Linked DNA regions of Homo sapiens: region 2 is linked to region 1. The links are chromatin contacts, found by Hi-C or POLR2A ChIA-PET in ENCODE. All regions are on one chromosome and are shown on one strand. The core of a region is the stretch at or near the end of the contact, and the rest is flanking DNA. Distances in the headings are between cores, read along the strand shown.

What was found. A loop is a pair of places that touch in the nucleus more often than their neighbours do. ChIA-PET counts read pairs that join two places held with the same protein, here RNA polymerase II (POLR2A). Pooled maps may share reads with other maps.
Region 2: a loop to region 1 is called in a pooled map, with 2.4 times the contacts of the local background. The contact joins two enhancer-like sites. A Hi-C loop is called at or near these places in 1 of 37 single-sample maps with no recorded cell type and 3 of 50 pooled maps. POLR2A ChIA-PET finds 5 or more read pairs at or near these places in 3 of 52 experiments (GM12878, activated CD4-positive, alpha-beta T cell and activated naive CD4-positive, alpha-beta T cell).

What each region holds. Positions count from the first base shown.
Region 1 is chr6:119,313,083-119,319,959 of GRCh38, reverse strand. All of the region lies in intron 2 of MAN1A1 (mannosidase alpha class 1A member 1), which reads left to right. Among named protein-coding and RNA genes, the nearest start is that of MAN1A1, 33 kb to the left of the region's middle. RefSeq lists a silencer at 6,682-6,877. Within about 2 kb of position 5,384, at least 7 of the 41 ENCODE cell types and tissues checked have a DNase peak (open chromatin) inside an H3K27ac peak, as active enhancers do.
Region 2 is chr6:119,442,190-119,449,188 of GRCh38, reverse strand. No RefSeq gene overlaps it. Among named protein-coding and RNA genes, the nearest start is that of MAN1A1, 96 kb to the right of the region's middle. Within about 2 kb of position 2,353, at least 5 of the 41 ENCODE cell types and tissues checked have a DNase peak (open chromatin) inside an H3K27ac peak, as active enhancers do.

The DNA of each region.
Region 1 (6,877 bases), core at 4,135-6,634:
CCTGGCTTTTAATTCATTTATGACAGCAGAACAACCACTGCGACAGCATATCTGCATGTGCCACACCTTTTTTCAAGGCAGAAGGAAGAGGGAAAGCAAAGATACCCATTGACCTTGACAAAAGTCCCATTGGCTGGAACTTTGACCAATAGCCACTTCTAGCTGTGAAGAGGCCAGGAAAGAACATTAGGCTTTTACAGTTGTCAGTTTCAGCAAGAAGCAAAGGAAAAAGAGGTTTGGTTGTGGGGTAAATATATCTATATTATCTGCAGTAGGTCTAATATATATTCATATTTTTATTATTGTTTTGCAGCTTTGTGTAGTCTTTTGGAATAATAAAACAATTTCACCTCTGCTGACAAACTTGACATTTCTTTTACTTCCTAAATTTATGGCGGTCTTTGCCCAATTTTTAAGCCATAAAATAGCTGAAGAAAATTGGAAGTCATTGCATTCAAAGCTCATATTAAGTAATGCAGTCTATTTTAACAGGTTGCTGAATCTGGCATATATTTATTGCTGGCCACTTGCCATCCATCAACAATAGAATGAATGATGATGATGATGATTATTATTATTATTATTATTATTATTATTATTTTTACCATTTTGAAGAAAAAAAATCAGGCTCTATCAGATTTTAAAACCCTACCAGAAGGGTTAGAGTAATGCATTTGCAGGCCCAGGAAATATTTGCCATCACTTACAAAATACCTCAGATGATCTTCAGTCCATAGAAAATATGATTTTAGGGTGGTAATGATACAGGCATATTAGATGTTAGTGCTTGCCTTAAAGATGGTACTGTATCACATATAGTCTAAAATAATCATTTGCCATTTTTAGTGATAATCTTAGTAATGTAGAAGTCTAGATGAAACCATAGAAGAGAGCTTTGAAAAATAATCCATATCTCAGTACTTTTTTTCTGCATGTGTTTAATGAGAAATCTGATATTGCCATTTAGTGGCAATGTTTAGAGTATTATTGACATTCAAGCTAGTAATATTGAGCAATATGTCTCTTTTCAGTAACACAAAATGAAATTATTAGGGTGTTCTTTTGGTGATGAAATACAATCCTCAATGAAACCAAGACTCATGGTGATGAAAGAACCCGTGTAGGATGCCCAAGTAGAGGTGAACAGATACCTTTCAAAGGAAAGAACTTTTAGCTATTAAAATGTATGTAAAGCAAAGTTCTGTTTCAGTATATGTCAGGTAACTTTTTCCCTACAGGGTACAGAAGTAAGAGATACTCATATTTTCACTTTTTTAATATAGCAGTACATTTAATGCTTTCCCTGTATCTGCAAGGTTTTCAAAAAAAGAAAGATTGGAAGTTGGTTTTGCATGTCATGTTTCTGAAAGCCTCACTCTTAAACATAATGTAAATTTTTCCAGAATAATGAGATAAGTAACAGAAACATACAAAGATATATATCAACAGCACATGAGTAACACTTTATTTGGAAGCCAAGTTTCCCCCAGATTGCATGGGTCACACATTTGGCTCAGGACAGTGTACAAGGTAATATATGTTAGGCTTCAGACTCAATCTGAGTTCATAGCCAACCTCCACCACCAAGATCTGATGTTGGGAAAATTACTTTACCTCTTGATTTCTTCATCTGTGCAATGGGACTCTCTCTGGGGAGACTACCTTCCTTGCAGAGTTGTTGTAAGGGATGAGCGGAGAAATGCTTTACATACTTCCTGATGTGTAAGTGTTCAGTAAATGCTATTTCTGTGACAAGGATGATGATAAGAAAATACATTTTTGGGACACACCAATTATGGATTTTAAGTCTTGTGGAATCACTAGTTGCTACTCCAAGATTATCCTTAGGAACCAGCATTTCTGGTAGTATTACATTTCATAAGTAAAGTCCTTTTATACATTTTTATTATTGTTATGCCCAGATAATAATTTGTAAAACTGTTATCAGCAGTATGAAAGGATTACTTTCAGAATCTTACAAGATCATGGATTCTAGATGACAACGGATATTCCACTTATTAATAATGGACAATTTTAAGGACAGTTACTTCAGAAGGTTTTTTTTGTTTTTTTTTTAGGAAAAACAAATTTTCCTATAATATGTGACATTTTATGGCCAATCTATTTTTATGAATTCTACCTTCAAATAATAATAACTTACAGAATTACAATTCATAATCCTTTAATTAAGAAAATAGTGATTTCTGGCCTTAATTCAAAAAGGAAATGCTTATACTGTGCAAGTCTCTTCTTTAACAGCTTTATTCATAATTGCCAAAACTTGGAAGCAACAAAGATGTTCCTCAATAGGTAAATGGATAATTAAACTGCAGTATATCCAGACAATGGAATATTATTCAGCACTAAAAAGAAATATTATTCAACACTAAAAAGAAATGAGCCATCAAGCAATAAAAGGGCATGGAGGTACCTTAAATGCATGTTGCTAAGTGAAAGAAGTAACATGGCTACAATATAAAAGGCTACGTATTTTGTGATTCCAATTATATTTTGGATGAAACAAAACTATGCAGACAGTAAATTACTGGGGATTGGAGAGAGGGATGAATAAGCACAACATAGAGGATTTTCATGGCAGTGAAAATACTCTATGATACTATGGTAGTAAATACATGCCATTATACATTGTCAAAACCATTGAAATATACAACACTAAGAGTGAGCCTTAATGTAAATCATGGACTTTGGGTGGTAATGATGTGTCAGTGTAGGTCCATCAGTTGTAATAAGCGTACGATTCTCGTGCGTAATGTTGATAGTGAGGAGGTTGTGCCTTTGGGGTACAGAGGATATATAGGAACTTTGTACTTTCCACTCAGTTTTGCTGTGCATCTAAAACTTCTGTTTAAAAAAAAGTCTGTTTTAGAAAACATACACACACAAAAGAAAGGATAAAAGGGAAATACTTGTGCCCTACAATTCTCCTCTTGCTAACTGAAGAATGGGGCTTGACTCTAGGGATAGCTTGTTTCAAAAAAAAAAAAAAAGAATAATAATAATAAAAAAATGTAATTTAAAAAGGTAACTATATCTGACTTTGCTCATTTTAATGAAATTCAAGCTAATTCATTTTCATCGATCACTAAATAATTAGTAACTTTATTAACTACTAGTAATACTAGTGATAACCTCATAGTATTTGTAAAGTTTAAAAAAGGAATCTAAAAGAAAAAGCTTAGTCTTTATAAGGTTGACAAATCTATAAACAAATCTTTTAAAGATAGCACATTTCAATTTTAAAAATCATTTTGTCACTGCTGCAAAAATTAAAATGTGAAAATTTGAAGTTGTGGAATGATATATGTATGAGTTAGAATGTTTGGGCTTACCTTTTTATTACAAGTATTAAAAAAAAACTTTTGAGATTAGACATTACATGAAAATAGTATTTGTTTTCTATGGCACACTTTTTTAGCTCTCCTTAGGATATTAAGGGAGCATCTGTGATATCCCAGCAAGGAATACCTTTTTTTGGCTGGGCATGGTGGCTCACTCCTGTAATCCCAGCATTTTGGGAGGCCAAGGTGGGCAGATCACCTGAGCTCAGGAGTTCGAGACCAGCCTGGCTAACATGGCGAAACCCCGTCTCTACTAAAAATACAAAAATTAGCCAGGCACCTGTAATTCCAGCTGCTCAGGAGGCTGAGGCAGGACAATCGCTTGAACGCGGGAGGTGGAGATTGCAGTGAGCCAAGATCGCGCCACTGCATTCCAGCCTGGGCAACAAGAGCAAAACTCCATCTCAAAAAAAAAAAAAAAAAAACCCACAAAAATGAATATCTTTTTCTCTTGATCACTAAAGATCTGTAGTTGCTGATGCTTCCCATGTTGGGAAAGCCCTGTAAGATCTTGGCCTGGGGACCAAGTGAGGGAGATCACCTGTCACCACAGGCCTGCAAGGGGTCACTTGCTGGCCTCACATTGACCACAGAGGTCTTAGCACAGCTAATCTAATGAATTCAAAGTTTCCGTGTTAATTAAAAATCTGCCGAATAAACAGACCAAAAACCCTGAGGTTAAACCTTTAAACACAAAGTGACAACTTCTGAACTCAGTGACAGCTTCTGCCTGGAGACCATAGTCATCAACCACAAGACAGATATTTTTGATAAGGAAATAACTACAAATGGTAGACCCTAAGCTGATGCCAAACTGTTCTATGTAAGGAAAGTGTTCTCAGCAATAGTGCTTCCTTCCAAAAAGGAATGGACTAGATATTCACCTATGAATAAGCCCTTTTCTGACCTCTAACTTTTGAGTTGCTAAATTATAATCCCTTAGAATGTTTTAGAGAAATGGACTTATATTTTGGTCAAGTATTTCTTTATTCTTTTTCTTTTCCCCTGTACCCTCTGCCATTTGGTAACAGCACAAGAGTTTTTATAAAATAATGTCAAAATTTGGCCATAAAAAAAGAGAACCATTAAATGCATATGATCCAATTTTTTTAGCTAGAACTGGAAACACTGGGTTTTCCTTAGGAGAACGAGATACTTCTTAGAAACAGAACAATCTGTCCATTACAAGTAGTGATTACTAGAATTCTCATTTTTTAAAACTGGCTTTATCAGTCATTCTGACTCTTTTTCTAAAGAAATTGCTATTGCTAACCACGCTTTCATTTCACTGGGGAATTAATGCTCAGTGGCACATTAGAATTCATGCAATAGCATTAAATAATTACTGTTTCTTTATATATCTCCTGCCAACTTAGAAGTACATTAAAATTGGCTGTAGGAGAATTCAGGACACCTCAATCTGAAGAAAATCCCCATCCATATATATATATTCTCCACTCAGTAGATAAGAGGCAACCTCGAGTACCTGGCAACAAACGAATTGCACACATAGCAACAAGAAGTCGAGTAATACAGAAAGAGGAAAGAGAAGCTGGTCCACATTAGCTCCCGTGGTGGTAGTAAACTTCAGAAAATATCAGAGCTGTAGACAGCAGCTTGGCATGAGGAGAGGAATTCATGGTTTTCCATAAATCTAGTGACAGGCCAGGTCGAATAGGACAACACCATCTTGTCTGCCCCAGTAGCATACAGGGCAGGAGGAGAAAAGTTAGGTACAGAGCTGGAGCTGAGAGCCGAAGTGGAGGAGGAGGAAGGCTGTGAGAATTGAAGGATGTAGGGCAGGCAAGGAAAGGTGGTGCTGTGAGGGTCTTCAGTTGAGCCAGCTCCCAGTCCTGATTCGGCATGTGTCATTTTGGTGCCAGGCCTGGCCACAGCTTCTCAGACCCCAGATAGAGCTGCCTTCTGTGCATGGAGGAGCAGGAGGGCTCAGAGGCCTCAGATGACTGTCTGAGGTTTGCAAGCAGCAAAAAAGTGAGGGCTCTGTTCAGTGTATAGTGGAGAAAATCAGCGTGAGAGAGTTTCCAGCCTTGCTCTTCTCTACACTACCTTGGGCCTCAGCTTCATATGTAAAACAGGGATAATAATACCCCAGAGAGGGTGTTGTAAGGATTGGATGTGTTAAATTATATCAAATTCCCCTCACAGTGCAGTGTGGTAGCTGTTTGACAAAGTTAATTCACTTCCTCCTTTACAGCCTCGGCCTCCATAACCCATGATGACGACAGCTCCTACAGTTTGATTTGTAGAACAAAATAATACTTCTAAAATGTGAAACTACTGCTCATCCAGTGAAAGAATTGTTGAGAAGCTTACACATAATGCTTTATGCACCTCAGATCTCAAAGACTTTTGCTAATTTGTGGCAAAGAGATAGCACATATGTTGCTACCAGAGCAGTCCGGGAAGCTGGCCCTGAAGGGCAGCCTATGCTAGAAGTGGAATAGAAGCTCCTCACAGAGCTATGGGAACCAGGGCTGGTGGGAAGCCACATGCCCACAGACCTAAAAACAGAGTGGTTAGTTCTAGACGCGTGCCTGTAAAGTAGAGGTTGCAGTGCAAACTGCTGGGCTGTGGGCTAACTGTGGCTCACGGATTTTTTTTTTTAACCCTTAGCCAGCGTAGTTTTGATTTTTTTTTTTTTTTTAAATAGCTTTAGTGAGGGGCTTGACTCTCGTTTTGTCACGTTTCCCATTCACTTCTAGTTGCCCTAGACCTGGTGGTTCTGTTCCTGTCTGGCCCTTCAAATGTTCTGACCCCTTTTTCGAGCCTACCACAGAACAGGGCACAAACCAGAGAGCAGACAGTGGACTCAGAACCAGGAACTGAATGTGTCCTATCCCATTGTCCTAGGGTTGCCAGATGAAATATAGCACTTTCAGTTAAATTTGAATTTCAGATAAACAACTTTTTTTTTTTTTAGTATAAGTAGGTTCTGTGTAATATTTCCATTTCCTAAATCTGGCAGTACTGCTTTATTCCCATTTATAATTCTCATCCTCGCAACCGTAGCTACTAAGTAGTGATTGTCATTGTAACATTGGGGTAAAGAATCTTGAAAATAGAACACCTTGACAGCCTTTGGGAAAGAGAGAAGGGGATACATTTATTTCAGCATTTGAAAGAGCAAAGCATGTGAATGAGTATTTGAATTTCATATGGGGTAAAATTGGAAACTATCATGGCTAGAGGGCTTTTTTTCACATACTGGGTGATGACAGCTAGAAGGTGACTGGAGGTGGCCCTCGCTCACTGAGGAATGATGTGAGGACAAGGATCATTCCTAAGACTGTCTTGGGTGGCATCTTGATACCTGTTGCATGAGAGGGTGCTAAATACTTTCAGATGTAATTGTGGTAGACTCCAGGCAGGCAGTCTTTGTGAAGGCGGAGTCACATCAGGCTCTGCACTGTCACCTCTTGGTGACATTAGCCTCTTTTCTTTCCTTTCCCGTAATTGCTCTGCCCACTCTGAGTTCAGCTAAAGGTCAAAGCATCAAA
Region 2 (6,999 bases), core at 1,104-3,603, 130 kb before region 1:
TCTCTATGGAAACGTGGATTGGAACAGAAAGCTCCTCCTGGAACAGGGGATAGTGCACTCTGAGCATATATAGTGGAAAGTAAACAATCTAAAGCTGTGTCAGGTAAGAATGATTGGAGCTAGAGGAATGTGCCTTAAATGTGTCAAAATGGATGTTGTTTGGAAGAAAAAATAGCATTCTTCGCATAGCCCAAGATGGAGAATAAGGCCAACAGATGGCAATTAGAGGCAGAGTGACCAACTGTCCTGGTTTGCCCAGGACTGACGGATGCCCTGGGATGCAGAATTTTCAGTGTTAAAACAGGACAGCTCCAGACAAACCAGAACAGTTGGTCACCTGGGATGACAGATTTCAGTTCAATTAAAGAAAGACATAGAGTCAGAGCTTTCTTACCACAAAGAAATGATCCATGTTTGAGGGTACACTAAATACTTTGATTTGATGATTATACAATGTATACATGTATTGAAACGTCACACTGAACCCCATAAATATGCACAATTTTTATGTGCATATTTATTTTTATTTTAAAATGAAATAAAACAACAAAAAGACAGCTGTTCAAAGGCAGATAACAATTTTACTACCACTGGAAATGCTCAAATATAGTTTAGCCTTTAGCTCAAGGCTGCCAACAAGAGGGAGGTGGGAGTTGATGACCCCAAAGGAGAGAAGAAGAGTAATCTGGTACCATGAACTTTTTAAAAAATTTATTGGAATATAAGCATTTTCCAATTGATTATTTGTTTGCTTTTGGCAGTCATTTAAGAAACTTTCTCTAAGAAACTCATTGGTTCATATGTTTCTTCCATTAAGTGTGTGTGTACACAAACACACACACACACACACACACACACATGCACACATATATATGTATATATGTACCTCACAGTTTGGGCAGAGAAGCAAATTTAGCTCTAATTCCAATCCCAGTACTTTTCTACTCTGTTTTCCCACCCGCTCCACCATGCCCAACACACAAACACACACAAACTTACCATAACAGCCTATGGGTTGAATTAGACAGTCATTGTGTTAGGAAAATGGAAGCTTGTTCCGTCAAGCCTCCCTCTCAGTTCCTTCTTTCTAAAAGTGAATTTTTGAGGGCCTACTTTATTTTGTGGGAAGTGGGGTGGGAAACCTTTTTTTTTTTTTTGAGATGGAGTCTTGCACTTGTTGCCCAGGGTGGAGTGCGGTGGTGCAATCTCAGCTCACTGCAACCTCCACCTCCCAGGTTCAAGTGATTCTCCTACCTCAACCTCCTGAGTAGCTGGGATTACAGGTGCCCACCACCAGGCCTGGCTAATTTTTGTATTTTTAGTAGAGACAGGATTTCACCATGTTGGCCAGGCTAGTCTCAAAGTCCTGACCTCAGGTGATCTGTGCACCTCAGCCTCCCAAAGTGCTGGGATTACAGGCGTGAGCCACCAAGCCCAGTGGTAAATCTTAATATGGTCCCTGTTATCATGAATTTGTGAAAAGATAACTAAAATGCACTTATAGCAATTAAAGAAGGCTCTAGTTAGTGACTAATTGTGCCTCTGTACACCTTCAAGCCTGTGGACCAAGGGCAGTACTGAGTTACAGCTGCAAAGGCCAGAGCCTTTGTTTGCTTGGGGAAGGCTGGAGAGTTCCACACTTATTATACAAAGTTAGGGTAAGAATGACCATACGTTTCCATTTTCTCAGAACAGCCCATGTCTACTCATACTATTCCAGCATAATTATTAATAGTATCCCAGTTTGGATGATAAATTAAATGACCACCCTAGATACAGCTATTGGACATAGTCAGAATAAGGGCTGAAGTTGAACAACCAATGGCACTGGGTCATGCTCTGGGCATTTTTTTAGTATTAGATTTCTAGCATATACCCATGCTGAGTCCAGGTCTCAAGAAAATGTTTACGCTTCTGTGCATATAGGAATATTTGTGTTAACATTAAATCATGGTTAAAAGAAACAAATTCAAAGAAAACATACAGTGAAGTTATCATTAAAAATTTCTCAATGATAACTTTGTGGGTTTTGTTTTCATGTTTGTTTAACAATAGAAGAATGGAAAATAACATTGTCTGGCTGGCAGTTGGTGATATTTATTAATTGGATATTCTTTCTGGTACTTTTGCTGGTTTTCCCTGTCATGCTGGTCAAACACACCCTAGAAAAACATACAGGTTGGACTTATCATTGGAACACGCCTAATTTTCACTGTCAGTATGCTGCGCAGGATGGCCACAATAGTTTTGTGGCTAAATAACCAAAGTCAAGTCTGCAAATAACTTTGACCCAGATACTTAAGATTTCAGAAGACTGGAGACAAGATCTGGAGCTTAGCCAGCTGGCCCTAAAACAAGGAAGTTTTCCAGACTATGGGGCAAATGTAAGACTGCTACATTCCCAAACTGGTTCTGAGATGCCTGTTCATTACCATCAACAGAGAAGCCTGTAGTTAGTGTTTAGAAAGAAGGAGGTTTTATAACTGAGGCTCATATTGAAAAAGAAAATAAAAGACTAGAAACCTGTGGCCAGAATAATGTGAGTGAGTCAGAATAAAAGAAGGAATAAAGGGAGGGAAAGCCCAGATCCAAAATGAGGCCGATCATACATGGGGCTTAGATATGTCCAAAAATGAGAGGGCCCACCAGGAAATCTCCTTGATTGACGGGCAAGGCAGCTTGTCAGCAGTGAACTCATCCTGATGTTAGAGAGAGTCAGGCAGACAAACTCCATCCAGTTAACAAAAGCTGAGTTGTTGAAGGGGAGAGATGATTCTAAATAAAGCATTGTCTGTCACTCCAGAGATCCTTATTGAGCATCTGTGATGTGCCAGGCACTGTTCTAGGTGGAGGCATGAGACATACAGTGAACAAATGAACAAATAAGCACAAGATAAATTCAGATAATAAGTGCTATGAAGAAAATGAAGCAGAGTGATGTAATAACACCACAGGGGGGGAAGGGAGAGAATATTTCAGGCTGAGTCATTAGGTAAGGCCTCTCTAAGGAGATGTGATTCTGAAAGAAAAGATGGAGCCATACTGTGAGCAAGTTAACTAAAGACTGGAGAGCATCCATTGGTTTGACAGCATCAAGCTCATCGGAGACCTTCACAAAGGCAGTTTCAGTGGAACAGTGGTGTAGATGCCAAATAGGAGAGGGCTGATGAGGTGGGGATAAAGTGAATGTGGGGTAAGGAAGCAGAGACAGAGACTGCAGACAGCGGTCCACTTCAGATCTAAGCTACCCGGAAATTGAAAAGTATATGCAGCTGCAGGAGAGCTTTTAAGAGGGGCCAGCCTGGAACACTGCGGAATGCTAAGAGAAGAATCCCCACTGAGAGGGAGAGTTAGACATGCAGAAAAGTCCTTGCGAAAACAGTAGGGAGTCAGATCCAGAACACATGTAGAGGCTGGTCTTTGACAAGAAGAGGGACACTTCCTCTACATTAACAAGAAGCAAGGAAAGGAGGGAACTAATGCAGGGGTGGTTTTATGGACCTGTCAAGCTGGATCCCTATTAACTTCATTAGGGATGGTATCAGGTTCAAGAGGCTCAAGAAGAGACCCAGAGCGAGCAAACAAGACATAGGGTTTACTAAGGGGACTTAGATACAGAGTGGCCCAGTGGCAATGGGTTGGATGACAGAACTGCTACCACTTGCAAAAAACATGCAATTTATATAGCATTTTTGCATAGCATCCTCCTCCAGCAACCTCCACCTCACAGCCTTCATTTAACCCAAAACAAAGGGCCTCAACCCCCTGCACAGCCCGTGTTCCATGGGACAGGTGGAGGTTCATATGTTCTTCATAGATAAGAAATGAATTTCTGAGTTGGCCACTCCCAGTTTCCTTAACTTGTAACTCTGAACACATATTCAGGTGCATCTGCCATACAGGATCATTCTCAGTGTATGCTTAAGTTACGGCTATCAGGCGTGTCTGCCATACAGAGCCTGACAATGGGAAGTTTAAAGAGTTCCTATCTCATTACTTTTATTTTGTTAATGAAATAAGAAATGAGGTCATCAGTGAGAGTGAGTAAGATGTAAGGGGGAGGGGAGAAAGTATAAAACAGTTCTCTTGAGAATGATTAAGTTTATTAGGGAAACACTGTCAGGCAGTGCAGAGTACCTATTTAAGGCACCTAAATATGATGATGAATTTATTTAATGAAACAGGCAGCCTCCTTATTGATTTTTCTCCAGCCATACACATTTGTTCAGATCTAAATACAAAGAAGGTAGATAGGTCCAACCAGTGCTAAAGTTGTGGCAGATGAGTGTGCTCATCGCAGAACTGAATAAGGGAGGTGAGAGTGTCTGTAGGGACATGATTATGACTTCTACCATAAAATCTAAGCTGGACAAAAAGGGAAGTGAGGGATAGTTGATAGATAATGAAACTGTGGTGGCATTAATGGAGTGGAGTTCTCAGTGAAATGATACTAGCCTGCAGCTGGAAAGTGGAATACAGTACCTGAGTCAGAAATTTCAGAGGCAGGATGCAGGATGTTTTGGCAGTTAAGGTAGAGAAGCTAAAAGAAGAACATTGTCACAGAAAAGGTATAATAGTCCATTCTCACATTGCTATAAAGAAATACCTGAGACTGGGTAATTAATAAGAAGTTCAATTGGCTCACAGTTCCACAGGACGTACAGGAAGCATGACAAGATCTGCTTCTGGGGAGGCCTCAGGAAATGTACGATCATGGCAGAAAGCAAAGAGAAATCAGGCACGTTTTACATGGCTGGAACAGGAGTGGGGGCAGGGGGATTAACCACACATTTTTAAACAAATAGATCTCGTGAGAACTCTATCACAAGAACAGCACCAAAGGAGGAAATCCACCCCCATGATCCAATCACATCCCACCAGGCCCCATCTCCAACACTGGGATTACAATTCAACATGAGATTTAGGTGGGGACACAGATCCAAACCATATCAGAAGGCAAAGGAAATAAGAGCAATGGTGGAGAATGAGTCAGCCTAGGCATTATGAAACAGCCTATGAGAACTACAGCAGAGTTGGCTTCGAAAGCTGTAAGCCAGGGATATCTCCCCTGAATGAAGAGAGGTTGGTAAAACATCACCTGGCCATGCATAATGACTAAGGATACGTGCTCTAAAGTCAGACTGCTAGAGTTTGAATCCCAGCTTAACCACCTTCTCACAGAGACCCTGGCGGCAACAAAAATAACACCAAACACTCAGATGGTATCTACTAAGTACTTTACATATATTTATACCTCACAATAAGCCAATGAGTTAGACACTTCTGAATTCACATTACACAAATGAGAATAAGTTTTTTGTCCTCTTTAAACCTCACAATGATATGATAAGGTTTGTTCCTATCTTATGGGGTTTTTGTGAGTTTTCAGCGAAATAATTTATGCAAAATGATTAGTACACTGTCTAGCTCCTAGAAGTGTTCAATAAACGTTAACCGATATTATGAGGAGAAAGGACAAGGAGCAGGGTTTTAATAAGGAGCGATGGTCTGGAAGCAACCCTGGGAAGCCAGGAAGAAACTCACCCACTGCTGGCCTTGAAGAACATGGAAGGTTTTGCCTTTTTTTGGTAGGAAAAAAAAAGAGAAAAAGAAAAAAAAAAATGGAGCATGGAACAAACCAAAAAGTACATCAGATTTATACAATTAAAAAAAAAAATCTCTGCTGGGCATGGTGGCTCACGCCTGTAATCCCAACACTTGGGGAGGCCAAGGCAGTGGATCGCTTGTAACCAGGAGCTCAAGACCAGCCTGGGCAACAAGGCGAAACCCTGTCTCTACAAAAAATACAAAAATTATCCAGGTGTAGTGACCTGTGCCTGTAATCCCAGCTACTCAGGAGGCTGAGGTGGGAGAATCGCTTGAGCCCGGGAGGTTGAGGCTGCAGTGGGCCAAGATTGCACCACTGCACTCCAGCCTGGGTGACATAGCAAGACCCTGTCTCAGAGAAAACAAAAAACAAAAAAAACGCCTGGCTGAGTGCCCATATGGGTGTCAGGTAAGGAAAGGAATTGGAGAAGTCAGATAAAAGTCTAGCAATACTGGACAGTTTGTTACTCAAGAAAGAGGGGTTTTAGAGGATGGAGCAACAGGGAGGATAACGCAGGTCTGTTGAGTCGGAAGAGACATGTACAAAGAAGTGCGCGGTTGGGCTGAGAGTTTAGTGACCCTCATGACATGCACGTTTACCAGACAGGCTGACTTTAGATCTTCCTAACCCTGTGACTCCACTTCAACGGCCGTGAAACTAACAGCTGTTCAAAGAGAAAAAGCAAGTTGGAAAAACAGGAAACAGGTGGCCGTTTTCGAAGAACAGTACACATGTTCATCTGACCAAGCAAGATTTAGCCTTGAATCCAGCAAACACTTTTTGAGCATCTACTATATGGCAGGGCCTGAGCTAGGCTCATCTGCATATATTATCTTATTTAATCCTCAGAACCACAAAGCAAAGTGTATGTGTGTTAAGATTATAAAGGCTTAATATTAAAACAGAGTGATGTAATCAGCAGTCAAGCTGGAACATTCCAGAATCCTCAACCCTTTTTACCTCCAAGGATGTAGTGGTTACCTCGAAGACAGGTCAGACACACCTGCCTATATCCTTTCTCTTTGTTCTTTCCTCTTGTCCACCTTGGTGGTTCTCAAAGAACTCCTGAACAGAGCTATATCCTCAAAACTATATTCACTATCCTTTATGGATAATTTAAAGGATTTCCAAAAATAATTCTAATTTTGTCTTAAATACTAACTGTGTCCGGAATTGGTGGGTTCTTGGTCTCACTGACTTCAAGAATGGACCCTCGCGGTGAGTGTTACAGCTCTTAAGGTGGCGCGTCTGGAGTTTGTTCCTTCTGATGTTCGGATGTGTTCGGAGTTTCTTCCTTCTGGTGGGTTCGTGGTCTCGCTGGCTCAGGAGTGAAGCTGCGGACCTTCGCTGTGAGTGTTACAGCTCTTAAGGCGGCGCGTCTGGAGTTGTTC